Regions from separate parts of the Homo sapiens genome. Here regions 1 and 2 are each linked to region 3. Evidence: chromatin loops called from intact Hi-C (ENCODE). Cell type or tissue: PC-3. All regions are shown on one strand. Links, peaks and the distances in the headings refer to the core of each region. The heading gives the core; the rest is flanking DNA. Region 1 has its middle 190 kb from the start of LINC00459. Region 2 has its middle 64 kb from the start of LINC00459. Region 3 has its middle 200 kb from the start of LINC00376.

Region 1 (10,904 bases), core at 2,507-7,506, 610 kb before region 3:
CTGTCACACAGACAGTGAGCACAGGATCCAATAAGTAGGTTTTTTTAGCTCTTGCCCTCCTCTCTCCCTTCCCCTTCTAGTAGTCCCCAGTATCTGTTGTACCCATCTTTATGTGCAAAAGTACCCAATATTTAGCTACCCTTATAACTGAAAACCTGCACTATTTGATGTTCTGTTCTGCATTAATTTGCTTAGGATAGTAACCTCCAGCTGTATCTATGTTGATGCAGTGGATGTGATTTTGATCTTCTTCTTTTTTTTTTTTTTTTTTTTTTTTTTGAGACGGAGTCTCCCTCTGTCTCCCAGGCTGGAGTGCAATGGCGTGATCTCGGTTCACTGCAACCTCTGCCTCCTGAGTTCAAGCCTCCCAAGTAGCTGGGACTACAGGCTTGCACCACTGTGCCCAGCCTGGGACTACAGGTGCCCGCAACCACATGTGGCTGATTTTTGTATTTTTAGTAGAGATGGGTTTTCAGCATTTTGGCCAGACTGGTCTTGAACCCCTGACCTAAGGTGATCCACCTGCCTCGGCCTCCCAAAGTGCTGGGATTACAGGCATGAGCCACTGCACCTGGCCGATTTTGATCTTCTTAATAACTTCATAGTATTCCGCAGTATACATGTAACAAATATTCTTTATCCAATTCACCTTTGATGGGCACCTGGATTAATTCAATATTTTGCTATTGTGAATAGTGTTGCTATGAACATATGGTTGCATGTGTCCTTTTGGTAAAATGATTTATTTTTCTTCCCCTGTAAGGGGATTGTTGGGTCAAATGGTAGCTCACCTCTCAGTTATTTTAAAAATCTTCAAACTCTGCCCCACAGTGGCTGGATTAATTTACGTTTCCACCAACAGTGTGTAAGAGCCCTCTTTTCTCCTTTAATGAAAGCCATTATGACTGGTATAAGATCCTATCTCATTGTGGTTTTTATTTGCATTTCTCTGAAGCTTAGGGATGATAAGTATTTTTTTCATGTTCACGGGCTGCTTGTAAGTCTTCTTTTGAGAAGTGCCAGTTCATGTCCTTTGCCCACTTTTTAATGGGGTTATTTGCTTTTTGCTTGTTGATTAAAATGCCTTATAGATTTTGGATATTAGACCTTTGTTGGATGCATCATTTGTGAATATTTCCTCCCATTCTGCAGATTGTCTGTTTACTCCATTGATAGTATCTATTACTGTACAGAAGCTTTTAGTTAAGTCGGTCCCACTTGTCAATATTTGTTTTTGTTTCAGTTGCTTTTGAGGATGTAGCCATAAATTCTTTCAAGGTCAAAATTGATAAGGGTATTTCATAGGTTTTATTTGTAGGATTTTTACAGTTTGAGGTCTTAAATTTAAATCTTTAATCCTACTTGAGTTAATTTTTTTGTATATGGTGAAAGGTAGGGGTCCAGTTTTATTCTTCTCCATATGTATAGCCAGTTACCCTAGCACTATTTATTGAATAGGGAGTCTTCCCCATTGCTTATTTTTGTTGAACTTGTCAAATATGGGATAGTTGTAGGTGTGTGGCTTTATTTCTGGGTTCTCTAGCCTGTTCAATTGGTCTGTGTATCTGTTTTTATACTAGTATCATGATGTTTTGGTTCCTGTAGCCTTGTAGTATAGCTTGAAGTTGGGTAATGTGATGCCTCTGGCTTTGTTCTTTTTGCTTAGGATTGCTTTGGCTATTCGGGATTTTTTTTTTTTTTTTTGGTTCCATATGCATTTTAGAAGAGTCTTTTTCCTAAATCTGTGAAGAATGTCATTGATAGTTTGATAGGAATAGCATTGAATCTGTAAATTGCTTTGGCAGTATGATTTTTCCATTTATTTTTGTCATCTCTGATTTGTTTCAGCAGTGTTTTTGTAGGTTTTGTTTTGTTTTGTTTTGTTTTTATCGAGATCTTTCTACAAGAAAGAAGATGTTTTCCTAGGTGTTTTATTTTTTGGTCGCTATTGTAAATGAGATTGTGTTCTTGATTTGGTTCTTGGCTAAAACAGTATTGGTGTCTAGAAATGCTACTGATTGTTGTACATTAATTTTGTATACTGAAACTCTACTGAAGTTTATCAGTTCCAGGAGCCTTTCGGCAGAGTCTTAAGAGTTTTCTATGTATAGAATCATATCATCAGCAAAGAGATATACTTTGAGGAATTCCTTTCCTATTTGGAAGCTTTTTATTTTTTTCTCTTGCTTGATTGCTCTGGCTAGGACTTCCTACTGCTAGGTTAAATAAGAGTGGTGACAGTGGACATCCTTATCCTCTTCCAGTTCTCAAGGAAAATGCTTCTAACTTTTGCCGGTTTAATATGATGTTGGCTCTGGGTTTGTCACAGATGGCTCCTATTATTTTGAGGAATATTCCTTTGATGGCTAGCTTGTTGAGGGATTTTATTGTGAAAGAATATTGAATTTTATCAAAAGCTATTTTAGTATCTTCAGATTATCATGTAATTTTTGTTTTTAATTCTGTGTGGTGAATCAAATTTATTGTTTTGTTGAATCAAACTTAAATCTCAGGAATGAAGCCTACTCGACTGTGGTGAATTAACTTTTTGATGTGCTGCTGGATTCAATTTGCTAGTATTATGTTGAGGATTTTTGCATCTATGTTCATCAGCGTAATTGGTCTATGATTTTGTTGTTACTGTTGTTGTTGTATCTTTGTCAGGTTTTGATATCAGGGTGATGCTGGCTTCATAGAATGAAATAGAGGAGAAACGCTCTTCCTCAATTTTTTGGAATAGTTTCAGTAGGATTTGTAACAATGCTTTATTTTCTGTTCTGATATCATTTAGTTATGAATCTACCTGGGCCAGGGCTTTTTTTTGGTTGGTAGGTTTTTTTTATTATTGATTAAGTTTCGGAACTCATGACTGGTCTGTTCAGGTTTTCGTTTTTTTTTTCCTATTTCAGTCTTAGAAGGTTGTGTGTTTCCAGGAATTTACCCATTTCCTGTAGGTATTCTGGTTTGTGTGTATAGTGGTATTCATAATAGTCTCTGAGGATCTTTTGTATTTCTGTGGGATCACTTGTAATGTCTATCTTTGTCATTTCTGATTGTGCTTACTTGTAAATTCTCTCTTTTTATTTTTTTGTTCTTTGTTAATCTAGTAAGCAGTTTATCATTTTTTTAATTCTTTCCAAAAGTTAACTTTTGGTTTCATTGATTTTCTGCATGGATTGTTATGTCTCAATTTTGTTCAGTTCTTCTCTGATTTTAGTTATTTCTTTTCTTCCACTAGCTTTGAAATTGATTTGTTCTCTTTTTCATTACTTCCTGTAAGTGTGATGTTAGACTGTTCATTTGAGATTTTTCTAACTTCTTGATGTAGGCATTTTGCATATAAGCTTTTCTCTTTACATTGGTTTAGCTGCATCTCAAACATTTTGGTATGTTGTGTCTGTATTTTCACTAATTTCAAGGAATATTTTGATTTCAGCCTTAACTTCACTGTTCACCCAAGAGTCATTCAGGGGCCAAATATTTAATTTTCATGTAATTGTTTGGATTTGTGAGATGGTTTTGGTATTAATTTCTATTTTTATTGCACCTTAATCCACTAGTGTCTTTAGTATGATTTCTGTTTTTTCGAATTAATTGAGACTTGCTTTATGGCAGAGCATGTGGTTAGTCATACAGCACAATCTGTGTATAGATGAGAAGAATGTATATTCTGTGGTTGTTGAGTGGAGTATTCTGTAGGTGTCTATTGGATCTATTTGGTCAAGTGTTGAGTTTAGGTCCAGAATTTCTTTGTGAGATTTCTGTCTCAAAGACCTGTTTAATGATTTCAGTAATGTGTTGAAGTCTCCCACTATTATTGTGTAGCTATCTAAGTCTTCTTGTAGCTCAAAAATAACTTGTTTTATAAATCTGGGTGCTCCAGTGTTTAGTACATATATATTTATGATAGCTAAGTCTTCTTGTTGAATTGAACTCTGTATTATTATGTAATGTAATGCTAATTCCTTGTCCTCAATTGTTATTGGTTTGAAGTCTGTTTTATCTGATGTAAGAGTAGTTACCCTTGCTGTTTTTGGTCTTCAGTTTGTATGATTGATTTCTTTCCATTCCTTTAATTTGAGTCTGTGGGTGCCATTACATATGAGATAGGTCTCTTTAAAGCAGTACACAGTTGGGTCCTGTCTCTTTATACAATTTGCTACTTTATGCCTTTAAGCAGAACATTTAGATTGTTTACATTCAAAGTTAGTATTGATATATGAGATTCTGACTTGTTATCATGTTGTTAGCTGGTTGTTTGTAGATCTGATGACTTGATTGAGTATTTACTTTGAGTGTCTGTGTGCTGAGTGCTTAACTGTGTTTTGGTGGCAGTTGATATTGTGCTTTCATTTTCATGTTTACCACTCCCTTAAGTACGTCTTGTGAGGTTAGTCTAGTGGTAACAAATTCCCTTAGCATTTGTTTGTGAGAAAAGGATCCTATGTCTCCTTTGCTTATGAAGTTTAGTTTGGCAGGATATGAAATTCTTGGTTGTGATTTCTTTTCTTTAATGATGCTGAAAGTAGGGCCCCAGTCTCTTCCAACTTCTCAGGTTTTTGCTTAGAAGTTCACTGCTAAGTTGATGGGGTTCACTTTATAAAAGGGGCCCGACCCTTCTGTCAAGCTGCTTTTAAGATTTTTTCTTTCTTGTTGACCTTGGTGAACCTGATGATTCCATGCCTTGGGAATGTTCATCTTTTACAGTATCCTGCAGGGGTTCTCTGTATTCCTAAAATTTGCATGTCAATCTCCCTAGCAAGACTGGGGAGATTTTCAAGGACTCTATCTGCAAACATATTTTACAACTTGCTTGTTCTCTTTCTCTCTCATGAATGCCATTGAGTCATAGGTTTGGTCTCTTTAAATAATTCCATATTTCTTAGAGGTTTTGCTCATTTTTAAAAATTATTCATTTATTTATTTTTTGTCTCACTTGCTTTGGAGACCTGGTCATTAAGCTTGGAGATTCTTTCCTCAACTTGGTTTACTCTGCTATTCATGCTCCCAACAGTATTAAGGAATTCTTGCAGTTAACTTTTAAATTCTGATACTCAGTTTAGTTCTTTCTTAAAAAAGGCTATTTCATCTTTCAATTCCTGTAGTGTTTTATTGGATTCTTTTCCTGGAGCATTTTATTGAATTCCTTGGATTGGGTTTCAACTTTCTTCTGAATCTTGGTGAGCTTCCTCGCTATCCAGATCCTGAATTCTATGTTTATCATTTCAGTCATTTTAATATGGTTAAGAACCACTGCTGGAGGGCTGTTTCACTCTTTTGGAGGTAAGGGAATACTCTCGCTTTTTGAATTTTCAGAGTTCTTTCACTGATTCTTTCTCATCAAGAGGGCTAGTGTTCCTCTTTTTGATTAGCTGTCATTTGGATGGGGCTTTTGGTTTTATATTATTTATTTCTCTTGAGGGTTTAACTGTAATATAGGTTGAGTGTACTCAGCTGGCTTCATTTCTGGGTGCTTTCAGAGGGCCAAGGCTCTGTATGGAACGTGTATTTGTTGTGAGATTGTAGCCCTAGATTTCACAGGCAATGTATATTTTGGGAATAGTCTTTGGGTTGTGAGATTTAGGCTGCCATCCAGTAGGTGGCACTGAAGAGTAATGGCCAGCAGATAGGCTTACTTAGCCACGTGTCTTTTCTGTATTTCAGTGCGTTTGCAGCACTCTCTGTGGCTGGCCGGGGGTGGTGGGTTGTGGAGAGACATGACCCCCTCTCCTCTCCAGGTCCACTCCTGGGCCTTAAGGAAGCCTCTTGTGATTACTGGTGCTTTACATGTGTTTCTTTTGTTAGATGTTCTGGGCTACGGGGCTCCCTTGGGCAAAACCTGCAGTTGGCAGAAAAGCTAGCTACATCCTTCCCAGACCAGCCCTGTGAGGGGAGGCATGTTCTGCTACTCTGCCAGCCCACAAACCACACATCTTTCATCCCTTTTCAGTGTTCTGAGACTGAGGTCTCCCCTGTCCGCTCAAGCACCAGCCACAGATCGCAGCTTGACACTCCCAAGCTGTGTGCTGCAATCTTGAGGCACTGGGACTGAGCCCATGGCTCTGTATTCTGCCACCCTGAAGTTGGGCACTGGTTGTGCTGGGGGATCCAAAGTGCTTCCAGGCCTCTGGGAAAACACTCAGGTGGGGCCACTGGTAAAACTTCCAGGCTGGGCAGCAGAGGCTGTGCTGTGCACATGCTCCTGCAGGAGCAGCCAGGCAGGGGCCTCTGGAAGGGCTGGCAGGTAGGGAGGCTATTGTAAGTAATCTAGAGTTGATTTAAAGTATATGGGAAGATATGCATAGCTTATAGGCAGATATTACACCATTTCATATAAAGGACTTCAAAATAAGCAGATTTGGGTATTTGTGGGATGTCTTGGAACTAATCCAATGATGCTGAGGAGTGAATGTAACTATAAATGAGAAGTTCTGTAAGGATACGACTGGGGTCCAATGAACATCAGGAATAGAAACAATCTTCTTTGACCATGTGTTTAAATATTTTCTCTATGAAGCAAGGATATTTAAGCTGAAACTGAAGGTCCAGGATAAAGCCAGTTTCCCAGTAGTGAAAAGAAGAGTGGGGTCCTAGGAAAATAAGCATGTATTAAGCACCTGAGTTAGTCAGGGGCTTGGAGTTTTTGAAAATGTGAATAAATGTTCAATCTGCCTACATTGGGTTTAAGAAGGACAAGGAAAAAGACATAAGAGAAAGGGAGAGAGGAGAGTGAGTTTTAATCAGGAAAGTCTCTTGATCTGATTTATATTATAAAAATATGACTGTGGCTGCAGTATAGAAATTGGATAAGGGGGAGGCAAGACTGGGAGTGACAATACTCATTAGATTATCTGCAAAGGGCATATATAAAACCTCCTACATAGCTATCAAAAAATGGTAGCTTAAAAAGTATTATATGTGTAATTAGAAATTCAGCATCACTATAACTTAGCTAATAGGCTTATAGGTCTTTGACCAAAAGGTCATATTATCTATTATCTTGTCACCTGCTACTAGAATCTTGAGCCCCTATAGAAAACTTCATAAAACTCTGATATTGGCTGTATTAAAATTTACTGTAATTCACATTTAGTTTTTTTCAATTTCCTGTCCCAATTTATTTATTCATGCCTAGAAAATTCCTTATCTCATTCTTCATAGGCATTCTTTTTACAGTTAGTTTGATTGAATCTTTCTACGATGTATTTGTAGATCTAAACAACACATTGTACCTCATAAAGATATACAAATATTTGTCAATTGCAAATAAATTAATATAAATAAATTATACCCCATAAAGATATACAAATATTTGTCAATTGCAAATAAATTAATATAAATAAATAAATTGGTACTATGTTTTAAAATAAACTTATTCTTTCTTCTTTCTTTCATAGATTATTTTCTTATTTCTTCCTAAGTATAAAGTATATCATTTTTTCTGGGAACTAGTATCTCTTCTTAATCTACAATTTTTTCTGTTAGGCTAAACCGTACAAAAGTGCCATTCTTGAAGGACAGGAAGAGTTGAATATCAATTTCATTTGGCTCAACTTAATATATTTAATGTAGTCTTTTTTTTTTTTTTTTTTGACAGAGCCTCGCTCTGGCGCCAGGCTGGAGTGCAGTGGAGCGATCTCAGCTCACTGCAACCTCCACCTCCCAGGTTCAAGCGATTCTCCTGCCTCAGCCTCCCGAATACTAGGCATGTGCCACCATGCCCAGCTAATTTTTGTATTTTCAGTAGAGATGGGGTTTCATCATGTTGGCCAGGATGGTCTCTTTCTCTTGACCTTGTGATCTACCTGCTTCGGCCTCCCAAAGTGCTGGGATTACAGGCATGAGCCACAACACCTGGCCTAGTCTTTTTTTTTAAAGACTTTTTTTTTTTTTTAAGAGCAGTTATAGGTTTGTTTATTGAATGACTATTTTTGTGTTTTAGCAGTAATTGTAGTGTTTCCTCTCCTTCTCTTTCTATTCTCTCTTTTTTTGGGGGTAATTTTAGCTCAAATAAAGAGGAGGATCTTCCTATATTAAATAATTTTTCCACTGAAACAAGACAACATGTCACTCATGGTGTATTATTCTGTTTAAGATAATGACTTTTATATTTCCCTTCTCCCTTTTGCTACTGAAGTTTTAGAAAATGTAGCCTATATTTTGCCCCAATTCCTCTATTTCTTGCAAACAAATTGTTTTTTGCCATTTTGCTTTCATAAATTTTATTAGTAATAGCCTATATTGCAAAATACAAACATATCACATTAGTTCTACTTTATTTTAATATTATGCTGAGACCTGTTTTTTTAGGGGATGGGAAAGGGAAGTTTCCAATGCAGACTGTCTGGGTTTGAATTCAAACAATAAAGTATTGTTATTAAAAGTTATTACAATTAAATAGATTGCAAGTTATTTAGGTTGTGGTATCCTCCTTTGCAAATTTGGGTTTATAACAGTAAACATTTCATTGAGTTTTGAAGATTAAATAATTTAATAAATTTAAATACTCCAGAGCAATGTTTGCTACTTCCTCAATTATACCAAGGTGTATTGTAATTTCTCAATAAGTGTTAAATATTTTCACTATTGATGACATATTTTTCCTTTTTGTGGCACTACTCCCTGTCAGCTCTCCATTTCAGAGGGGTTAATTTTCATAGGGACCATAGTATCCTTGTCATTTGCAAGTGATTTGCCAGTCTGGAAAATGTTTTCATGTTTTTTCCTGTATAATAAAGCTTTTTGAAAGTAGAATCTTCATCTGTATCTGTTGACCACTGTGTAAATTATATTCATTACTGTGCCTGACAAATGGTGAGTACCCAGTGAATATTATTAGATTCATAAATGAATGAATGAACACCTTTCAAAATTTATAGTCCAGAAACCTATGGTGGACTCTCAAATAAAAACTTAGAAATGGTTTAAGAGGATAACATGACCATTAATTTACATTAAAAGACATGTGAAACACAGATGGTAAGGATCTAATGTTTAACTACCTTCTTTCCTTTCCAGGTAATGGAAGTTCCCATGTTCAAAGTCTAAATTACCACATGGTTTTATTTCCTCTTCTTTTATTATTTTTAAACATTTGGTTGCATAAAAACTATTTAAAAACACTTTACAGTTAATTTAGCACATACGCCATGCTAATTGTATGATACTTGGGATTTAACAAATGTATAAAATACATTCCTATTTTCAGAATATCCTAGTTTTTGCTATTTATTATGGGAGGTACTTTTGTCAAATTAAAACAATTATAGTACCAACAGTAATAGTAACCAAACAAAATATTGTATTACCACTTGCTACTACCTACATATCAGGGGAGGTGATAATTAATGTCTGGTTTATTCACAGACTTACTCTCTCCCTCAGCTCATTTTGATCAGAGTAATGAATGAAGTAGAGACACAGGAAAGTGAGTAAGTCAAAACTAATTTACATAGGAAAGAAAGTTCAGGCACTGTATAAGAAAGGTATAATAGAAAATCCTGTATCCTGGAAGGTGCAGATTGGGGGCAATGAATAGAAGGTAGGTGGTTGGTGTAGAAAATGAAAAAAGGTAATGTAAATTTAGAGAGTTTGAGAAAGTTCTGAAATAGAGAACTGAGAGATTTAAGGCAGTCTCTGTAATACATAGGTATGAAATACACAGATGTAGGAGGAATGGTGGAAGAAGAGAGATATTGACAAAAATGGGCTTAAAAATATTTTGTTTATCATGTAAATGGCATCCCCTTTTTGTGTTTCTGAGAGTCTTTGCTAAAGCTAAATGGTTTTGCAATTACATTATTGAACTGGGATATTTATAAATTTAATTCTATGCCAAGGTCAACTTCAAAGCAAGAGCAACGTGGACTTTGCTTATGTGTTATGTACTATTTATGGAAATAATAGTTTAAGAAACAAATAGTACCTGGCTCAAGAGTTACAACATTTGGAGTAGGATATATACAGACAGACTTGACAAAATAAATGCAATAAAAAATAAAACTCTTTAGAAATATTGTTAATTTCCTGCAATTAAAGATGATATTTTTCTTCTCTTACATATAAATGAAGTGAAAGGTATCCAAGCTAAGTGACTACTTTAGCAATATTATATGAAAAGCATAAGGCAAAGGATCTGAAACTTGAGAAAACTTAAAAATAATAACTAGATAAATATAAATTATTATTATTGCTTCCATAGGGGTTTAGATTTAAGCAGCTGATTTTTAAATTAAATGATTTCTTATTCATTATAACATTTTCAATGATAAAATGGATTTGAATTTAGAATAGAATGGTAGTACTTTACAAATTATACTATTAATCATTGCATGCATTAGAGTAATATCATCTTCTAAATCTGTTAAAATAACTTTAAGTATCAAGAACATGATACACATTGTTCTCTTAGATCATTTTTTGTAGTCACCACCACCATTAATTTCCATCTCAAAATAATCAGGTGATGGTTTTCTCTCCTTTTCAATTTTTTGATGGGATCACACACTGTCATCTTCCTTCTCATTATAAAACTACAATGGCAATCTTGAAATTTCCACTGATAATTGCTAGTATATGGATAACTATCACTTTAAGTTTGCATAGAAACCATACTTTTCAAGCCTGTATCACAAAGTAACTCTAAATTCTGTACCCTCTGATTGACAGTGGGTCTGTGTCTTTCACAGAGTTTTAGTACAAGAGGCAAAGCAAAAGAAAAAATCATTAGCAGTTGTTCACAGGCATACTCTGTGTTTGAATTTGGTAGTGAGCAAGAAGATAAGCTTATCTTATGGAGTATTTTTCTTAATGGTCCCCTAATGTCACTGGAAATAGCAAAGCAGCAGAGTGGGAAAAAAAAATGTGCCTTCAAAACGAACTTAAGAGAGTCTGACTTTATCAGA
Region 2 (10,904 bases), core at 3,199-8,198, 740 kb before region 3:
TAATTTTTAAAATTTAGGAGCAATCAGAGCAAAGAGAATATTACCCAGTGGCAATACTAAAGATTTCTATCCTAATTTTTTAAGTCTCTGAGTTACAACAAAAGTGAAAGAGGTTTTACCATCTAATATTAACACAGCTACAAATTAATGTATTGGTCAAAATGAAATTGACACTAGGCATTTTCTAAATTACGACATTTAACAAATACTGTTTTCAGATTTAAAGTCATCTTTTCACCTTAAGAATTATAGTTTTTCTGATAAATCAGTCAATGACTGAGATATTGATATTTTAAATTCCTATTTAAAAGGTAGTTGGATTGTTCTCTGAAACTGGGCCTTACTTTCAAAGGGGTATTCAAAAATTCTCTCTCTCCCATGATGGTTTTAGGAAGTTCTAAGCCTTATCTATTAAACATTGTTGTCTATTGCACCATAGTTTCTATCTCTGAATATTTTTAAAGCCATACATCTTAGGTTAATGACTTACTCTAGTTCACTTCCTAGGAGACTAGAAAAAGAGTTTTATTTTGTTTGATATATAAGAAGGAAACCCAACTTTTTGGAGTCCTTTTTGTAGCTTCAAAGTCTTTCTGCAGATACTATTTTCTTTAGTTTTTGGTATGAGACTTTAAAAATAAATACTTTTTATACAAGACATCATTGTGGATATTAAGAAATCAAAGGCATGAATTCTGTTATCAAGAGGGAGTGTACAATGTACACACAAAGAAACCCTAGAAATACAACTTACTGGCCGGGCGAGGTGGCTCATGCCTGTAATCCCAGCACTTTGGGAGGCCAAGGCAGGCGGATCACAAAGTCAGGAGTTCGAGACAGCCTGGCCAACATGGTGAAACGGCATCTCTACCAAAAATACAAAAAGTTAGCTGAGTGTGGTGGTGCGTGCCTGTAATCCCAGCTACTCGAGAGGCTGAGGCAGGAGAATTGTTTGAACTCAGGAGGCAGAGGTTGCAGTGAGCCGAGATCGGAACATTGCACTCCAGCCTGGGCGACAGAGCAAGACTCAGTCTCAGGGGGGAAAAAAAACAAAGAAAGAAAGAAATACAATTTACTATTCTAGGCACTTAGAAAGCACTTTATATTTTTGTAAATGTAAAATGTAAGTGTTTTCTAAACACTTAGGAAACATTTTACATAATACAACTTCAGAAAGATAAGCATGGCAACTTCAGAATAATTGAAATATTTTGAAGTTCACTTCATTTATTCTGTCACTGGAAGAAGTCAGTTACACTGTAAGAAGTGTTGTTACCTAATAAGTTATTATATTATCACCATTATTTAATAGGTGAGATATTCTAAAACTCCCCAGTAGAGTACAAAAGTATAGTTAGATAGAATGAATAAAATCTAGAATTTGATTGCACAAGCCCAGAGTGGGGCTCACACCTATAATCCCAGCACTTTGGAAGGCCAAGGTGGGAGGATTACTTGAGCCTATGAGTTTGAGACCAGCCTGGGCAATATGGTGAGACCTTGTCTCTACAAAAAATAAACACAAATAGCTGGGCATAGTGGTGGATGCCTATAGCCCCAACTACTTGGGAGACTGAGGTGGGAGGATTGCTTGAGCTCGGAAGTAGATGCTGCAGTGAATTGAGATCACATCAATGCACTCCAGCCTTGGCAACAGAGTGAGACCCTGTCTCAAACAAACAGCAAAAAAAGATAGCACAAAAGGGTGATTACAGTCAACAACAATTTATTTTACATTTAAAAAATACTGGAAGAATATAACTGGAATGTTTGTAACACAAAACAAATGATAAATGCTTGAGGTGATGGACACCCCATTTACCCTGATGTGCTTACTACACATTGTATGTATATATCAACATATCTCACGTGCCCCATAAATATATACGTGTATATACTCATAAAATTTTGAAAGAAAGAAATATTTGTAAATTATGTTTTCATCAACTGTATCTAATGAACACAATTAAAAAACAAACTCCCTAAGCCTATGAACCCCAATGAACCCCAATCCTCCTACAAATGTAAGTCTGCCTTCAAAGTGTTACTGAATCATTATGAAAGATTTATTCCCAGTATATATCCCAAAGTAAATTCAATGTCTATTGACTCGTATGTTTCCTCTTGTTGTTACTAATCTTAAGACTCAACACTGTCGTCTAATATGTGGCTCAAGCTGCAAACCTGACAGATAAATCCTGGGCTTCATTTTTTTCTTCCCTCCAGTCTCATAAAATCAGTCACATTATCATGTTTCCACTTCTTGGCCACTTCATCTCCATGCTCACTGTCATTTTTTATTCAGCTCTTCATGATTTTTCATCATAATTATGAAACGGTATGTAACATGTCTTTCTGATTCTGAGCATGCCCTTGTCTAATCTACTTCCAAAAGTGTTTTCTGAGAACAGGCATTTCATTATGTTATTCCCAGAGTTTGATAGTTTTTGAGGCTTTCAGGAACACATAGCTTTCAGGAAAGAGTTCATTCGACAAGTATTTGTTGGTACTTGCTATATTTTGTAAAATATATTTAGTAAAATAGAAAATCCATGCATATACATACCTGTGATAAAGAAGTAAGTAGATGTATCTCATAGTAAAAAGTCAGGAATTCCAAAAATTTAAAGAAAAGAGAAATTACTTTCTGCAAGAATTATTGTTATGCAGGAAAATCAATCTGGTTTCAGCATTGAAAATATATGAAAAATAAGTTCATTCTGGAGAAAAATGTAGCAAGAATAAAGTTTTTTGAAAAAGACATTTTGTGTTATTTATAAACAGTTCCTCAACCTTGGTTCACATTTTGAGGTTTTGGGTTCTTAAGTAGGTTTTTATAGTTAATTGCATGGTTAGGTGGGAGCCATGACAGATTTTGAACATTAAATGGTCATTGTCAGGGCTATGCTTAAAGAAATAATTTATACTTATTAACAGTACCAAGAGTGTTGAGAACTCTCAAAGGTCATTTAGAATAGTTATGACATATGACATACTTCATATGTCTCATAGTTATACAACACATGAAAATCTGGTGGTGAGAAACTAAATAGAGGAAGGGAATACATAGTGTATAAATCTTCTGAAGATGGGGCTGGCCCTGGTGGTTCACACCTGTAATCCCAGCACTTTGGGAGGCCGAGGTGGCCAGATCACTTGAGGCCAGGAGTTCGAGACCAGCCTGGCCAACATGGTGAAACCAGCCTGGCCAACATGGTGAAACCAGGTCTCCACTAAAAATACAAAAATTAGCTGGGCATGATGGCGTATGCCTGTAATCCCAGCAACTTGAAAGCCTGAGGCATGAGAATTGCTTGAACCTAGAAGCAGAGGTTGTGGTGATCCAGGATCACGCCACTGCACTCCAGCCTGGGCAACAGAGTGAAACTATCTCAAAAAAAAGAAAAAAATTCTGAAGATGTTTGTGAAAAAGAAGAATAGTGAAGATGTGTACTTGAGGACTGAGACAGAAGTCAACTTGCATTCATAATAACAGGATGTTATATTTATAAAATAAATATTGTATTAATCATGTTTCTACTACCCACATTGTGGTGTCACTGCAAAAAAAGTATTACTTTCATCCCTTACTAGAGGAAACAGAAGTTGGGAGAAATTAAGTAATTTTTCCCAGGGTCGTGTAGAAGATAAAGGGGTAAAATATGAGTTTTAATTAATATATTTCCAATACAAATTTAGTGTTTTATTCATAAAAAGGTATGCAGAGATACATATTAGAAAATGTAGAGTCTAAACATAACCAAGGCTCATTGCCTTTCCCAACAAAGCAAATCTTACTATCTAGTATCAATTATGAGACGATGTAATGAAGATTCAAAGTACTATAAGTAAATAGAAATGACAAGTGGAATCAACTTTAACTGGTTTGACTACACAGGCAGAATACTATATGGAGGAATGGGTTTCCCCTGGCAATTAGAGAACAGTTGATTTAAGACATAGGAAACAGTAATACAAAGGAAGGTGAGAAAAGGGAAATGTGAAAACATGTCCAGGGAAAGTGAGCATGCCTTATGATGAAAGCATACATATTTACAGACTAATGAAATACAGAGAAAAACTAAGCAGTACTTGCTTAGTTTACACTCTTTAGTGGCACGATAGTTACAATTTCATTATATTGTAATTATGAAGACTTTCAATATTTTTGTATTAGTGTTTGGCATGATCAGAAATGTGGATCAACATGGTGATTGTGTATAGGCAGTAGAAATTGATTATTGGGGGTATTCTTGTGAGTGTATTTGAGTGTGAAAGATTTAGGACTTTACTGTATTTATTTCCTAGGAAACAAGGATGGGTTTAAAAACACAGACTATAGAGGTTATACTTAGAACAGCGAATACACATACATGTTGCCTTAGGTGATAGTTGGAAATTAGAAGATAGCAGGTGAAAATAGAGACTGAGTAAATGACAGATGTTGGGATGGTAGACATTAGAGGTCTTCAAACTTCTAATTTCCAATAAAACGTTTTCTGAAAACAGTGATCATAAGGAAACACTGTAAGGAAGTATAAATATTTAATTGAAGGTTACCCAGCTATAATAACCATAGAATACTGCTAATTCTGCTGTTTGAAGTACCACTAATGCTTACTTCTATGCCACCATTCAGCAAATGCTTTTCAAGTTGGTCTCCTAAGCAGATAGCATGCTACTCCATATCTCCTCCTTCTAAACTACTCTCTTCCATTACAGCAACATTTTTTCTAGGCCATAAAGGCTTACTCCTAGTTATACTTTTCATCCTTCTCTAGCATTTGCTTCTCTAGACTTAAGAACATTAGTCTTAATTCTGCGCGTCATGTAAATTTCTATATAATTTTTCACATATCATTAGTGAAAGTCTAGGTCTTAAAATACCTTTGCCATTGTCCATATTTCCTCCAAGTGTCAAATTAGCATTTTGAGACAAGGACTAAACTTCTGAAATCAAAGTATATATTAGGGGTAAAATAAATACATGATTTAAAAAAATATTCTATGAAATATGGAATATTTTTGGAGGAAGTACTGAGAATATTGTAAAAATGTCATCAAGCTTGTGATGTATTAGGTTTTGTTTTTTTCAAATTAGGTGGGATTATAAATCTAATATGAAAGTGTGAAATACAAATCTAAAATGTGTACAAAAGTTGGTGGTGTTTCTTAAAACTTAATTTGCCTTAGGATGGCAGTATTGTTCTTCCTAAGATTTAGGAAAGTTTTAGAAAAGGCTTCATGAGGAAAGCATCGGCTTTCTAAACATTTTCTCACTCTCACATCGACACAAAAACCCATGCTTATCAAAGAATTGGGTGGATGTAATATACATACAGATTAAACTAAAACTCTATACAAACAGTGATAATGGGTAAAAACACAAGCGGTACAAATCTGATTGACATGTTAGTTAATTAAAAGAAACAAGGAAAAAAGGTTTGGGATCACAGAGGGGATTACACAGTGACAAGTCTTCCAAATTATTTTGTTTCAGTGAGGAAAAAAAAATCAATAAGTAAAATTAAAAACAAACAAGCAAACAAACAAAATCCTCCAGGAAGATATTGCGTGTTAATAAATTGAGTAAAAGCCCCAGCTTATAAAGAAAATATTTCAGGCAGAAGCAAGATTATGATATTAAAAACAGGATGTAAAATTGTGCAAAAGGGTAAAGATTCTTGATTATCAGTCACTGGGGAGTACTTTCCACATAAGTTTCATTAACATTCAGCATGGTTGACCTATGTTTGGTCAAAATCCTTACAAATCTTTACAGCCTGATTAATTTGAAATGGAAAATATAGCAACCTTTATGTTCCTCAGTTTCTGAGTTATTCAACAGAACCTAAAAGCATTTTCAACATGCAAGTCAAAGTCCTAAACACCATAGGGGCTAAATATGATGATGACCTTACGGTCTCACCATAGGTCACATTCATAAAATAATTAAAGCAGGTAAAAAAAAAAATGTTAAGAGAGTCATACAAAAAAAGTGTTTTCAGGACTACATGCCAGGTTAATAGAGTTATACATTGTGTATAATGTATTGCATCAGTATAATTGTTTATTTTATCAAGCAATTGTAATCTTATCTGCAGCCTAAGTCACCAGAATATCTTGTGGTCTGTATTAGCACTTTCGTATTTTATTGCCTTATGAATCAAATGTAATTTCCTCAGCTTAATGCTGTTTGTCCTACAAATCTCAGACCTTTCCACTTCACTCACCTGCCTTTTTAATTAAGCATAGACAAAAACCAAAATATATAGCTTGCATTTTAACAAAAAATTATAAGCCCCAAATACATTTATCTATCATATTCATTTAAGGACATTTTCTTCTTAAGATTTACTTTTATGTAATTTTTAAATCAGATTGTATAGCATTGCTAAAATATAATTTACAAAATAATCCCTTGTGCCTTGGGACAATTATCCAGGCACCAAATTATCATGATTAATGTACATACTCACTTAACATAAAAAAGCAACAGTATGCGGAACAAATGAATATAATCTTAACAAGGAAAGAAAATTAACCAAATAATTATAATCATTAATTCAAATACAAGAAGCCAAACTTGAGGTAATAAAAATTACATTGAGATCCAAATTAAAATAATTTATTTTTTGTTTAAAATTTGATAAAATGGGGACACATTCACAGAATATGAGAGTTTACCTAGAAATTAGATTTTTTTTGGTCAAAATTTCAACTTGTATAACTTTTATGTACTCTCTGAGAATTTGTTTTGGTATCTCCAGCCACAGTGATTACACTGCTTTGACAGGGAATGGGTTCCCACATCATAGGCTGCCTCTAATTCTAAGCATGTTTGCTTTAATTTCAAATTATGAAATGATTCAGTGAAATTTTTATACCTGTCTTTGTGCTCAGCTCCTCAGAGGTTTTTGAATGCAAACCCATTATGGCTGACAATGACTGCCTGTGTCTTTTCTCATGTCATCCACAACATAAGATATTTTTCATTTTGTTTTGTTCTGGGAACATTTCATGTTTCCCTTCCATGAATGATAGCATAATTCCATAGTTTTCCATTCTCTTAAAAATGTTATTGAAACTTGGAAATAAGTCCAAAGGTGGGTGATGTATCCCATTTTTCATTATCATATCAGGGCAAAGACCCACATATGTATTTTCAACAGAAAGGTAATTAGTTTATCTTGTTGTTTTCTACTAAATGTCTCAGAGTTAGTTATGTCACTTGTTAACTGTTGTTTTCAGCCTGACAAAGATGCATATAATGTTTGTCCAGTTGAACCAATAATACTGATGCTTTATGGTATGTGGGACATTATCCAGTTTGAAATCTGACCCAGCAATTTTAGTCCTGAGTTCTCTCATTGAATAATGTGTTAAAATCTTTAGCATATGTTCATTTTATATTTGTCTAGGAATAATGATTTTACCATTTTGAAAATTATGTGTTGTCATTTTATGTACCTGTCTCTATAACCAACTTGGCAACTGTCCTTTCCTGGTTGCATCAGTGTTCTATAGTTTATAGCAGGTTGTTTTGAATCAATTGATGGGAGACATCAGTTTCCAATGCAATTACAAATAGAAAATGTACTCTTGTTCATAGAACACAATTTGTTGAACACTATCAAACTTTCTGATATCCATAAAAAGCTTGATGTACTACTTTTTATTGCTGCATTACTATTTATTCAATGGCCAATAACATATGAATTACACAGGGTCATAAATGTTCTTAAATTATAATTTGAGGGCAGTTTATATTATCCTATTTCCAATAAAATATATTGATGTATTTTATAAAGCATAATCCTATACTTGGAAGATAATATAAATACATACCTTAGCAAACAATCATTTGCCATCATATGTTTTACCAATTATGTCAGATCCAAATTAATTAACATAACTTTTCAGAGACCTCCAACATCAATGTAAATCTCATCCTGTTTTGCCTTTTTTAAATGAATGCATTCCTTGTTCATTTGATAATTGCATATTTGAAACCTCTTATCTACATGGAAATACCATCAGCACTAGTACTTTATACAGTTACATAGCAACATTTTCCTAATTTATATAAACTTAGTTCCCTAAAGCATTTCTGAGAGATAATGTTAAAACTTAATTGAAAGTCAAAATTAAGTGAACTCTACTTACAAAACAAATATAGAATTTGGTTACTGATATGCATCAGTTTGCTGATGATTTCATAATTCAAGAAGAATTAATCTATCAAATGTGCAGCAAATCAAATATACTAAAAAAGTTTGTGGGTGTGTGTGTGTGTGTGCATGTGTGTGTGTCTTGGCTGCAGTACCACACAACTGAGTTCCAAAAAACTATAGTCATGGCATTTGCTGTTATATAGAACATACTTTGAATGTTGCTGAAATATAGATTATCATCATGACTGGCTCAACACTATGTTATTTCCCCATCCACATGTCTATACTGCCTTATAGGCCAAGTCGTTTTTCTTCATTTTCAAACTATATTTCTACATTTATTAATGATAATATTTTGTCCTTCTTTATTCTATATAAATATTATCACTGCTTTATTAGTTCTATTGTCATATCCATAATCCTGTAATATTTAACCTAATACTAATAATATATATGATAATTTATGATAACCTATGTCCAATGATACAATTTCTTAAATACATATACATTGAGTGCTAAAATAAACTGGTGTTCTCCATTGATTTATTCAGTGCTGTTTCCCTTTAATTGGGAATAAAATTATTGCTGTTAAATATCAGTATGAAAGTTGTACAGAAGTCATTATTGAGTCATTTGTGTTTTCTCCAAATTTCTCTCCATTGTCACAAATTTATATTACATCAGGACTATTAAAGAAAAGTCCTATTACCAAGTGCCTTTATTCTGGTAACACTTGAAACAAAAAACAAAAAATGTTGCTTATTTTTCTTTTTTCCCCAGATATATATTTTTTGTATCAGGCATTCATCAAACATGATGAAGAACATTATGAAAATAAAGAACATCACATTTGGTCAAGGAGCACTTATTGGTACAATGCAGATAAAGTGATGAGAGAGACAAGTGCCCTTCATTCATGGAGCAAAAAGTTTAACAATAAACATTAAATAGCTTACTATAAGTGTGATGCAATTTATGAATGAGAGGTGACAGATAATTACGGAGGTTTACGGTAAAAAGAATTCACCCACTCTTGGGGTCTCATGACACTTAAATTTAAACTTTAGGGTATATGTTTTCACTACTGTTTTAATGCACTAAAGGACTAGACATTCTTTCTAGTCCTTCCAGAGATGCCAGAAATGTATTCTTTCTAGTCTATTCCAGATATACTGGAAACAAATAATTTACCTTATATGTTTCATCAGAACCCCAATGAAACATATAACTTGAAATTTGTTTTAGTTGTAGTTTTGAAAAACCCATTTTTAATTGGAGATCTCTTGAATTTAAATCAGTTTATAATGTATAGTACTGTATAGAAGTGCACCTGGAGAAGAATTCCACTATTTTGCCAATAAAATTAGTTTATCATACTTGAATTTTTGTTTTTTAATGTTTGGCAAAATTTCTTCATGGTCTTGTATTTTTCTATGAAGAAGTACACAACATCTTTTTTACTCCATTTTTGCAGCTATTTACAAACGTTGATTAACAACATTATTTCATTGGGATTGAAATATAATATTATAATTCTATCATTTCTTCATTTATATTTAGAACAGTTTTTATAAAAAGAGAATCAGACCACAAATATTTAAACACACTGATAGAAAGTTCATCAAAATTCATGAAAGAAAGCCAGGATATATACTTAAGACTTTTTCTTTCAAGTCTTTCAAATTATTCTGTTACCCAGTTAACCATTTAATAAAAACAATCACTGTATTAAAGTATTGTAGTTACTATTCTAACCAATACTCAAATTATCTTACCTTTGGATATTAGGAGTCTCTCAAAGTTGATAGAGGCCAAGTTTTTAAACTCCATTATTGGCCAGTTTTTATCATATTTGTTTGTTTGTTTGTTTTGTTTTTTCAGACAGAGTCTCACTCTGTTGCCCAGGCTGGAGTGCAGTGGTACGATCTCAGCTCACTGCAACATCTGCCTCCCAGGTCCAAATTATTCTCCTGCCTCAGCCTCCTGAGTAGCTGGAATTACAGGAGTGCACCATCATTCCCCGTTAATTTTTTGTATTTTTAGTAGAGAGAAGGTCTCACCATGTTGGCCAGCCTGGTCTTGAACTCCTGACCTCAGGTGATCTGCCCACCTTGGCCTCCCAAAATGCTGGGATTACAGGCATGAGCCACTGTGCCCAGCCCAGTTTTTATCAAATTTTTATACACCAACATGCCATTATTACACTGTATCCAGTTAGCTCATTACAGAGACTTTATGTTGATCCCACCTGCAATTAATATGTTTAAAGTGTGTTTAACACGTTTTGGTTTCCTCTTCATTGATGTTCTGGGCCCAAGCTTCTAAGAGTGTGGCCTCTCTGGTTTACCTACCTATTAGTGTATTTCTTAGTTAATTTGTGCTGCTATGACAAAATAGCTGAGACTAGGTAATTTATAATAAACAGAATTTTTTCCTCAGATTTCTGGAGGCTGAGAAGACAAGATCAAATGCCAGCATTTGATCTGGTGAGGGCCTTCTTACTGTGCACAGAAGGCTGAAGGGAAAGCTAGCTGAAGGCTGCATGAAACCTCTTTTATAAGGCCCTTAATTCCATTAATGAGGAAGGAGCCCTCATGAATTAATCACCCCAAGGCCCCACGTCTTAATACCATCAAACTGGCAACACCTGAATTTTAGAGGGATTTAAATTGGAGCATGAAGTTTGAAGGGGACAAACACATTCAAACCGTACCAAGAGCTTTCAGAATC
Region 3 (10,904 bases), core at 3,869-8,868:
AAATTTGATAGTATTCTTGTATTTTGTGATATGTAAGAATTCACAAATGTAAATTACAAATAATTTTGGAAATAAAGTTAAATAGCAAACACCTGCACACTAAATTTTGCTTTGAGGTAACATACACAATATAAAAAGAAAAAAGAAATATACAGATAAGAAAAAATATGAAGAAAAAGCATTATTTCTAACAACTACTGTAATACATTGAGATCTGAAAAGTGCATGAGAAACATTTTAAAAAGAAAGAGTTTATGGTAAAACAGAAAACAGAGAGGCAAAACTTGTTCTGGTCCTGCCAAGTATATACATGTTCATACTATTCTTAATTTATTATTTTTCAGTAGGAACTTTGACTTTGCCTGATATTTCCTCATACTCAGATTCAGGTTTTTCATTTTAGGTAAGTATATTAGGTTGTGGTGGTGTCTTCAGGTTTCTTTCTCCATTGTAAAGTTAGTTTTTCCTTTGTAATTAGTAAGTAGTAGAAAATACTAGAGAATATGTAACTATCTTGGTATTCTTTTTTTATTTAATCAATGGTTTTAGTATCCATTGATGGGAATCAATCAATAAGTCATTTTATGAAAGTTGCAAAATAGTGATTTTCTAACACCAGTATTGCCTTAAGTTTTGTTGGCATGTTACTCTAAAGAAGTACTAATGTCATTATTTTAATTAAAGAGTCTTTGTATTATGTGTTAAGATTTCAGAGGCTAGTCAGCCCTCGTAGCTTTTCTGTTTAGTGTATGCCAGTTTAAGTTCATCTGGAGCTCAAAAGAGTTCTGCTGGAATTTTATCGCAATTTTCTACTTACAAGTGATTTGAGGTCTGTGATATTTATGTTCTTTTATTTATGAATGATCATGTAGCTTTTATATGGATTTAATAGTTCTTTTTTTTAATGTAGCTATTTTGGAAAATGCATGGAATGATTTTGGTTTGTGACCACTACTTTCCACAGGTTATAAAAAATTAAAATATTTTAAAATACTATTAAAATCATGGTTTGCAAATGACTCTATCTTATTTCTGATAAATTTATATGAATATATGGAGTAAACGTTGAAAGCAACCTACAAAATAAATTACATAGACAGTGTTGTTTAAAATTTAAAAAAGCAGGAAGTGAAATTGAATTTTATCAAATATTCTGAGCAATCATCAAAATAATTATATATTTAATATGCTAATGTAATGGATTATATTGCAATGTTTTTTAAAATTGAATCTTACTTGGATTACTCAGCAAAATTTTATTTGAGATTTTTATTGTTTTTCTCTAAGTGCCTGGAATTTCTCCTTATTCACATTGTATTTGCCAGAATTTAGTATGGCAGTTTACTTTTATATTTTAAAACTAATTGCAATTTTAAGTCTTTTCCTTGCCCTTGAAAAAAACAGATAATATCTATATGGTTCTTCCTAATTGTTGGAAAAAAAAGCAGCAGTTCACTTCTGAAACTGCACTCACCCATTTAGCTTTGTGTTTATTTGTTTCCTTTGCTTAATTGTCTAACTTTCTTTCATCAATATTTCATGTGCAAATTACCATTTCTTATTGATTAAAATTTGGCTGTTTTTACTTTTTTAACATATGTTCAATTTCATTAAAGTTATCAAATGTATTAGCTGAGGATATTCACAGAATTTGACTTTTTGTCAATCTTCATTTTATTTTATTCTATTTCTAATTAATTATGCTATAAAGTGGTTGTTTTCCCCTTTCTTTTGTCAGCATCCTTGTTAATATCAAATGCGGGAGAAAGAAAGAAAAAAAATCTTAAAGGTATTCATGTTTTGTACTTTTAAAATATTTTTTTTTCATAATTTCATTTTTATGTTATACTTTTTTCTAGTTTATTAAGGGATATCCTAAATCAATATATTAATGGTAAATTATCAAATAATATAATTTTTTGTGTTCAAGCTTGCTGCATCAGAAACCCTTCCACAACTTTTCTCTCAAATTTTGAATTATTATATTTACATTTTTATTTCTTTATTAGAGAGTAAGTTCAAGTTTTTCCCAACACTTTATAGGAATCAAATACTCTTTGATTTTCAACATAAAATTTTTAGTCAATGAATACATAGAAAAGTCAAATGGCTTTTTTATTCTCTAAGATCCCAGAGCCAATAGCATGAATGATAGTGAAGACAGAGGCAGCCTCAATAAAGATATATCTCTATGTGAGTGTTTTCTTTTGAGGCGATTGCCTATAACTTTTATGGCTGTAAGCTGCTTTTTAAAATAATATAGCTAGATTTACAAGCAAGATATTGTAGTGCCAATAGCCTTTTTGACAAATGACACTGGTACAACTGGATATCCCTATGCAAAAGAATAAATTTGAAACCTACCTCATGCCATCGGTGACTTAAATATACAAGCTGAAACTATGAAACTTTTAGAATACAAAATAATTATAAATCTTTGTGATCTTTGATTAAGAAATAGTTTTTCAGATATGGCTCCAAAGCACAAGTAACAAAAGAAAAAAGATAAATTGGATTCAAAATTAAAACCCTTCTGTGTTTCAAAGGACACTATCAAAAAAGTGTGAAGATGATCCACATAATGGGTCAAATCATATCTGACAAGCTTCTAGTATCCAGAATATATAATATTATCTTACAACTCAATCATAAAAACAAATTGCAGAATTTTTTAGGTTAGGCAAAATATTTGAATAGACATATTGGCACGGATGATATACCCAATAACATTGAAAGCATCTGAAAATATAGTTCATATTAACATTTGTATATGGCTCTTCATAGCAGCATTATTCCTAATAGCTAATATTAGCCAAGGGCTGAGAGAAGGGAGAATGGAGAACAAATGCTAATAGGTAAAACACTTCTTTTCGGTGTGAAAATATTCTAAAATAGACAATGGTGATGGTTGCACAATCTGTGAATAAACCAAAAGTTCTAAAAATGCTGAAATTCACTAAAATGTGTACTTTAAAGGGTAAATTTCTTTTCTTTTCTTTTTTTCTTTTTTTTTTTTTTTTTTTTTTTTTTTTTTTTTTTTTTTTTTTTGAGATGGAGTCTCGCTTTGTCACCCAGGCTGGATTGTAGTGGCGCGATCATGGCTCACTACAACCTCCACCTCCCAAGTTCAAGTGATTCTCCTGCCTCAGCCTCCCGAGTAGCTGGGACTACAGGAGTGTGCCACCACGCCCGGCTAATTTTTTGTACTTTTTAGTAGAGACAGGGTTTCACCGTGTTAGCCAGGATGGTCTTGACCTCCTGACTTCTTGATCCGCCCATCTCGGCCCCCCAAAGTCCTGGGATTACAGGCGTGATTATATATGAATTTAAAATGTGGGAAAATATATAATAGTGTGTGTGTGTGCACGCGTGCGCGCGCACACGCATGCACATGTATGTGTATGACTGTTAAAACATCTGCAGCCTAGAAATCTGATAACTAACATTTGGAATCACTTTACCTGCAGATGTTTGTTGAAGTTGTGGAAACTGAGATTTCAAAGTGACGTATAAAGAAAATATGTAGAGATTCTAGGTACAGACTTTGGAAAACATCCACACTTAATAGGGAAAAGAAGGAAAAAAGAAGCAAGAAAACTTTCTGTGAGAAACCCTACATGACGTTTCACCATAGACACATATGTGTGTAACCCTCACTGAGCACTAGTCAGTATGAAAGGTGCCCTTCTTTGTAATCCAAATGGTCATCTCTAGCTCCTCAATGTGACCTTCTAAACAGTACATATTTGGGTTAATCATTTATTCATCTTATGATTCTCTTAATTTGTCAAAATAAATCTGCAGTCCATTTTCTATGTGTGTTCTAAGTAGTGTTCTATGCACTAAAAATCCAGGATACGAAGAAAAAAAATCTCTCCCTTTCATGGAGGTTACATAGCAGTGAGGGTGGCAAGCCATATATTAAGTGTATATAAAAACATCTACAGTGTTTCAGATGGTCATAAATGTTATGAAGAAAAATAAAGAAGCGAAATGGATAAGGATACTGGGGTCATGATGGGAGACTAAGGTTTTCATTCACTTTTGAATTTACCTTCAAAAAAAGAGTGTAATTTTAAATACAGAAGTCAAAGGAGGTCTAACTGGAGTGATACATTTGAGTAAAGACCTGAAGGTCATCATGGTGCAAGACCAATGAGTTTCTTGGGGAAAGACTTTTTTTTTCAGGCACAGGAACAGAGAGGTATAAATGCCTTGAGGCAGAAACATGCATCTAACAAATTACAACTTGGAATAAAAACACATTCTACTTTGTGTAATCTAATGTCAATATGCTCAATTAATTAATCTTCAAAGTACTATGTTATCATACTTTATTTGTACTTGGGTGAATCTATGGTTTGTGGTTCATGTATCATCAGATAATAGCTTTTTCAGGGGCAGTTTTCAGATTACCAAATGAAAGTATACATGGATTCTGTGTGTTGTATACTGCTGTATACTCACATATTCAATTTCTCTAAGACTTAATGATTATTGAAAGTCTAGGTACTTTTCGTAGGTTCTCTCACAAGTTTAATTTTTTTCTCCCTCCGGAGGAGTAATAGGTATTTGTGATATGAGCCTTGCTGCATAATCCTTACTTACAACAATGGTTTTAAGATTTTGGGGCATTCTTTGTCATCAATAAGATTACACAATATGATTTAAAAATGAATTTCATTTATACATTTAGATTGAAATATAAGCAATTGATAATATATGAATTAAGCATATTGGATTAGTATTTTTATTAGTCTGAACAACATATTACCTGTCTTTGTTTGCATTCTTCATGACTTAATGTAATTCAATATAACATTATCAAGAATGTAAGGATAATGCTCTTTTCACAAATTATTTCTCCTCTAGTGTTCAGTAATAGCCACACTAACTTTTCACAGTGGTGACAGCTATGTAAGGAAGTGGGAAACTTATCCATAGCAAACTGCAAAGGTAAAAATAGTAATTTGCTGCCACTGAATGGTTTTTAAGTCATTTTCTTTTGTATGTAAAATTAATTAAACAAGCAAGATTGAAAGTTGACACACTGTGGATTTTATTTCTTTTGCCTAATATAGCATATTATTTCCATCTAAAAATAATACTCTGTTGTAATTTCCTTTTATTTTCTCCTTTTAAAATATCTGAAAGTTTAGTTAACTATATCTGGCATTAAGTGATTTTCCCCCAGCAATACGTTTTGTATACAGATCAGATACTTTCATATATTATATAAAACTCAATTTGTCATAACTAAACCAGAAATATTTTTCTATAATAAAAATGCTATGTACAGTTTGAATTTTTGCAGACATTAAAAAGAATAAAAATGAAGCTACTTGTAAGACATAAATGGCTTGCATAAGAAACTTGAAGGTGCTATTGATGCAGAGAAAGAAAAATAATTTTCTATGGCAGGTGTTCCACCGATATTTGCATTGGTTAAACATAATTTATTCATATATCATTCTTTCATCATACTTCATGATAATAAACACAATTAGGATAGAATGCCATAAACAATTATACATTTTAAAGGAAACTGAATTTAGTGCTTTGTATTATGGCAGCAACATTTCATCTGCTTAAATATTGTTTTGTAAAAAGTACAAGGCTTTTGCTAATAAAAGCCCTAATGATTAGTTGTTGAAATCACTGAAGATTGTCGAGGTTGTGGTAGATATCCTAAAAATGTTTTGTTAGCTCATATGAAAGATGAATGCGTCTATAAGAACTATCGTGTTACCTTCTAAATTTATATGGTTTTGTTTCTGATGCTTTATAAATATCCTTAGGACTATTAAAGTTCCAGCCACTGAATAAATGGTATTTAATAGCGGTGTGGAGAAAAACATATGCTTAATTAGTAGAAAAATAAGCAAAAAAGTTTACTATTAGGAGATAATAACTCAGTTAGTTCTGTATTGCTTGGACAGCTCTTCAAAAATAAGAAAATAACTTATTTTACCAGAAAACAAAATGCTGTAGAAATCCAAAATTTATTTTTTTGAGTTATTAACATAGTGGGTTATTCCCATAGTGAGTAAGTACATTTAGTTGGATAGCATTGAATATCTACTTTTACTCAAAGGTTTTCCAAGTAAACTTTTAAAAAGCCTTTATGTAAATCATTTAATATCATTTTAGTAATGCTAATAATTTTACTTTTAAACTTGCTTTACATTGCCACTAGGTGGAACCAGTAAGCCTTATTATTTCTACTAATACATTTTTGTCCTATATGTATATACTGATAAACTCTTCAACTAAAAATTCTAGAAATCTTTCAATACTCAAATCCCTGAACTCTGTGATAGGCGTCAAAGATTAATTATTAATCTAACAATACTGAGAGCAAATACTAGAGCAAAAACAAACAACAAATATCACCAACACAAAAAAATTGAGTAATTTAAAGATATCAAGAAAGAATATGCAGTTTTTGAACAATGAAGAGAAAAAATAAATCAAAATTAGAAACTGTACTGACATATTTATTTATCAATATTAAATTATGTCTGGGTAGAAATATGTTAAATGTACCAAAATAGGTATATACCAATTTTTGAGTTACTAATATTTATTGGGAATCATTAAATCTTAGATCAAACATATTTTGAATGTTTCCATATAAACATTATTGCTGGTGACCAACATAATCAGCTAGTTTATAATTTCCATTTGTGTTGGCACTTTATTTCTCATATTAATCTTTTTATCTGGACCTTTATAAAAGACTAAATGAAGAAGGGATCAGCAAATAGAGAATGCATGGTGGTCACATAAAAAACTTTCTCTGCCTTCATTTAGAGACTTAATTTTTTTCAATACATCTAACCCCCAGAATTAGAAAACACTAGTTGATAGTATGTTCTATAAAAGAAAGAAACAAGTAAGAGAAGTGACAGCATAGTTAGAAAGTAGCATTCTTGAATGTTTCTATAACTTCAGCTTGGAAGGTCTGGAAATTGAGGCTTAAAAAGTTTGGTAGTTTTCACCAAAACAACTACCTTTTAGAGCTGGTTTCTTACATAAGATACCATGGTCTTAATCCCTATGCAAAAGAAAAGCATGACTGGAATGTAGCATATAAGGGACAAGTGAAAAGCAATGAACCATAAAATAAAAACTTAGATCATTAAAGGCCTTGAATGGCATGTAAAATTTTTTCCGGTATTGATGATAATTGTAACCACTGTAATTGATAAGGTAATGTGGGGAATATGAAGACTAAGAATAGAAGAAAGAAAAGGGCAAATAACAAAAAAGCAGCATCTATATTAATTTGCTAAAGCTGCCTTAACAGAGGACCACAAACTGGGTATCTTAAAACAACAGAAAATTGCGTCTTACATGCCTGGAAACTGTAAGTTTCAAATCAGGGTTGGCAGGACCATAGTCCTATCGAGACTTTGAATAGATCCTTCCTTATGTTTTCCTACCTTTTGGTGGTGGCCAGAAATCCTTGCCATTTTCCTTTCCTTGCAATATTGATAGTGGCAGGAGGCAGACGAATGCCTAGGCAGATAGGGGTGGGTCCTTGGTGAAACCCACCTCCAAGCCGAAGACAGTTTAAAGCCTGAAAGCCAAGCTACAGATCTGTGGACTGGATTGAAAACCTGTCTTTTCATTTGGTGTGCTTTCCTCTGATTGATCTCCACCCTTCACTTATTTTACATATACCTACCCTTTCCTATTTGGTTTTCTACACTGCCATGCCCACTTTTGAGTGGTGCCTTTGCTTTAGCCTTTCTTTGCATATTCACAAACCAATCAGCACACATTCCCCAATTCTGAGCCCATAAAAGCACTACCCCCACATCCTCTCTCCAGTGAGAGCTGTTCCATTGCTCAGTAAAATTATTCTCTGCTTTCCTCACTCTTAGATTTTCAGCATATTCTCATTCTTCTTGGAGGTGGGGAGGGCAGCTGCCTCATGTGACAGAAAGGGCGGTGTGATCCGAGCCAGTCCCAGGGCCACAGGCCGAGGCAGGGCAAGGGCATTGCCAGCCAGGTGTCTCCAGCTGGCAAAAGTAACAGAGAAATATCCTGCATCAACATAACCTTCTTCCCATTGTCTTACCTCTGTGTTTGTCTGTGTCTGTGTCTAAATCACCCCCCTTTTATTAGGGCGCTTGTCTTATTTGATTGGGACCCATTCTAACAACCTCAAGTTGATTAATTGCAAAGATCTTATTTTAAAATAAATTATGTTCACAGTTTCTAGGTGTTAAGAATTCTACATATTTTGGGGGAGATATAATTCAAATTATAAAACCATTGTCATTGTGCTTCTACAACAAAATACCTGAGACTGGGTAATTTATAAGGAGTAGAAATTTATTTTCTCACAGTTCTGTACATTGGGAAGACCAAGATCAAGGCACCAGGCTGTTCAGTGTCTGGTAAAAGCCTGTTCCTTATAGACGACAATGTCTAGATGTCCTCACATGGTGGAAATGATAAAAGTACAAAAAGGAGAAAGATGTTATGTCCTCTCATGGTGAAAGAGTGAGCAGAAGGGACAAAGAAAGAGAGAGACAGCTCCCAGGAATTTCCATTATAAATGCTAATCCCATTCATGAAGTCTCTGTACTCATGACTTAATCACCTTCTAAAGGTTCCCACCTGTTTCACATTGATGATTAAGTTTAAACGTATGAGTTTTGGAGAACATATTCAGATCACAGAAACCATCTTTAAACAAAGTACTCAGGAAATATTACGTATATATCTAATGGAAGAGTCTACTAAAAATGCAGATTTGATCAAGTTGGTTAATGGTTAATGCCAGATTTTTAAGTAAGAGTAGGACTGAAGAAATTCTGTTAAACCTAGCAGCAAATAACGTTGGTAATGTTAGCAAAAGTTGTTTTAAGAAACATAGTAGATCTAGTAGAACAAATTTTAGTGAGATGATTATGAATTATTAAAATATGGATATTTTATCAGGAATCTTAATTTTGAAAGGAAGATAATATTGTTTTTGCTTAAGATGGGAAAGTCATGTGCAAATTTAAACTGTTACAGGAAAACAAAACAAGTAAAGATGGAATGTATATGTATATGCTATATTTAAAGGGGGAAAAACAACTTACTGAGGATGGTGAGGTGGCATTAAGAAATTTGAATGAAACAGAATTGGATTGATTGGTCTTTCATAGAGTCTTTAAAGAACATGAGAATAATGTTGGCTCATTCCAGTGTTTTGAAGCTATGGTGAACTTCAGTAAAATATCTAATAATTTTTTAGAAATAAATGGTGAAATCAACTTTGAATATAATTTGATTTTGGTAAGAACATGATTGACGAAAATTTTGAAGGTTTGAATTATCACTATGCAGAATGAATGAGATAGCTGAGTAAAAATATAAACATCCAGCAGTAGGTGCCCATTTATTTACAAAGATTGCAGTTGTACACAGTAACCCAAGTACGGAAAGGGAAAGTCACAAAATTAGAATGATGGAGCTTTGGGCTGAAGTGTAGTTATGTAGCTGGTAAGCTTAATGTAGGATGGAAACTCTGTGGTGACAGGTATAAATAAGAAGTGAAAATAGAAGGAAAAAACACGTACTCTCTAATTTAATAATATTAGCCCATTTTACCCTCCGAACATTTCAAAAATTACCTTGAACATATATATGATTTTAATATTTTTTATATAAAAAATGTAGATCTATCCATGTGAACTTTTGATTTTGTCTTAAAGTACCCAAATAATTGAATCAATTATTGACTTACAGATTTAGGTCCGCAAAAATTTATTTAATTTTGAGTTAAATAAAGAAAATAAACAAATTGAGGTTCAGGACTTGTACCTATATTAAACATATTGATAAATATAGAAAATGTGTCTTTCTTTATAAAATGTTAACATATCAGGAAAATATCCAAAAAATTATTGAATAACTCTGTTTCAATCAGTATTTACAGTCACATGGCCACATACAGATATGTATCATTTTTCTAGGACTCTCAGAGTATGTAAAATATACATCATAGTCATAATAGCAAATGGGTCCCGTGGGCAAAAACCAAAAATGTTAATGGGCTCTTGATGTAGAATATTGTTGATGAGTCACTGTGTCTCCATTTAAGCTGAGAGGGTTTCTTTGTTGTTGTTCATTTCTTTTTAATGAAAATGTCAGCAAGCTAGAAGTTCTTAGCTCACAAAAGCTTTTCGCTGAAGGTGAAACTACAAATATCCCAGTTAAATTTGTAATTATGTTTAAGTGTCCAGAGACAAGAACACATGTAGAATAAGGGGCAAACTCATCATTATTGCTTGTGACCTACCCTCACAATAAATACTTGTAGAATTAATTGTGAAATCAAGATATCATTCTCACACCAGGTTGTTCACAGGTCAAGGAAAAAATACAGAGCAGTTGGCTGTAAATGATGAAAAAAATAAAAATTAAATAAATGGAAATGTAAGAAAGAGATAGCTAAATAGGTTTCATTAACTTCAAATAGCAGGAAAGCTGAAGGTGGCTGGGTGTGGTGGCTTATGCCTGCAGTCCCATCACTTTGGGAGGCTGAGGCAGGAGGATCACTTGAGGCCAGGAGTTCGAGAACAGCCTGGCCAACACTGCGAAAACCTGTTTCTACTAAAAATACAAAAATAAGCTGGGCGTGATGGTGGGCACCTGTAATCCCTGATACTCAGGGGGCTGAGGCAGGAGAATCGCTTGAACCCAGGAGGCAGAGGTTGCAGTGAGACAAGATTGTACCACTGCACTCCAGCCTGGGCTGCAGAGCAAGACTCTGTCTCAAAAACATAAATTAATTAATTAAAATAAAAAAGAAAAGAAAAGAAAGAAAGAAAAGCTAAAGCTAATGTTTTTTGGTATGGTGTTTTTCAGAACCAGACACAAAATTTAAAACACATGACCTT

The links. Hi-C counts contacts between places; a loop is a spot of excess contacts. Peaks named below come from ENCODE experiments on the same cell type or tissue, not always from the same donor. Only the 100,000 strongest peaks of a DNase experiment are listed, where the experiment ranks them.
Region 1: it touches region 3 in a loop (3-fold over the local background); 2 of 110 quality-filtered maps call a loop at or near these places.
Region 2: it touches region 3 in a loop (6-fold over the local background); 3 of 110 quality-filtered maps call a loop at or near these places.

Annotation. Positions count from the first base shown.
Region 1 is chr13:62,506,757-62,517,660 of GRCh38, forward strand. No RefSeq gene overlaps it. Among named protein-coding and RNA genes, the nearest start is that of LINC00459, 190 kb to the left of the region's middle. RefSeq lists enhancers at 4,382-4,441, 5,785-5,924, 6,025-6,094, 6,027-6,566. In PC-3, for the core only: a CTCF peak has its summit at 5,597 (motif pointing right); no DNase peak of the experiment used is centred there.
Region 2 is chr13:62,382,642-62,393,545 of GRCh38, forward strand. No RefSeq gene overlaps it. Among named protein-coding and RNA genes, the nearest start is that of LINC00459, 64 kb to the left of the region's middle. In PC-3, for the core only: a CTCF peak has its summit at 5,196; no DNase peak of the experiment used is centred there.
Region 3 is chr13:63,118,866-63,129,769 of GRCh38, forward strand. No RefSeq gene overlaps it. Among named protein-coding and RNA genes, the nearest start is that of LINC00376, 200 kb to the right of the region's middle. In PC-3, for the core only: a CTCF peak has its summit at 6,201 (motif pointing right); no DNase peak of the experiment used is centred there.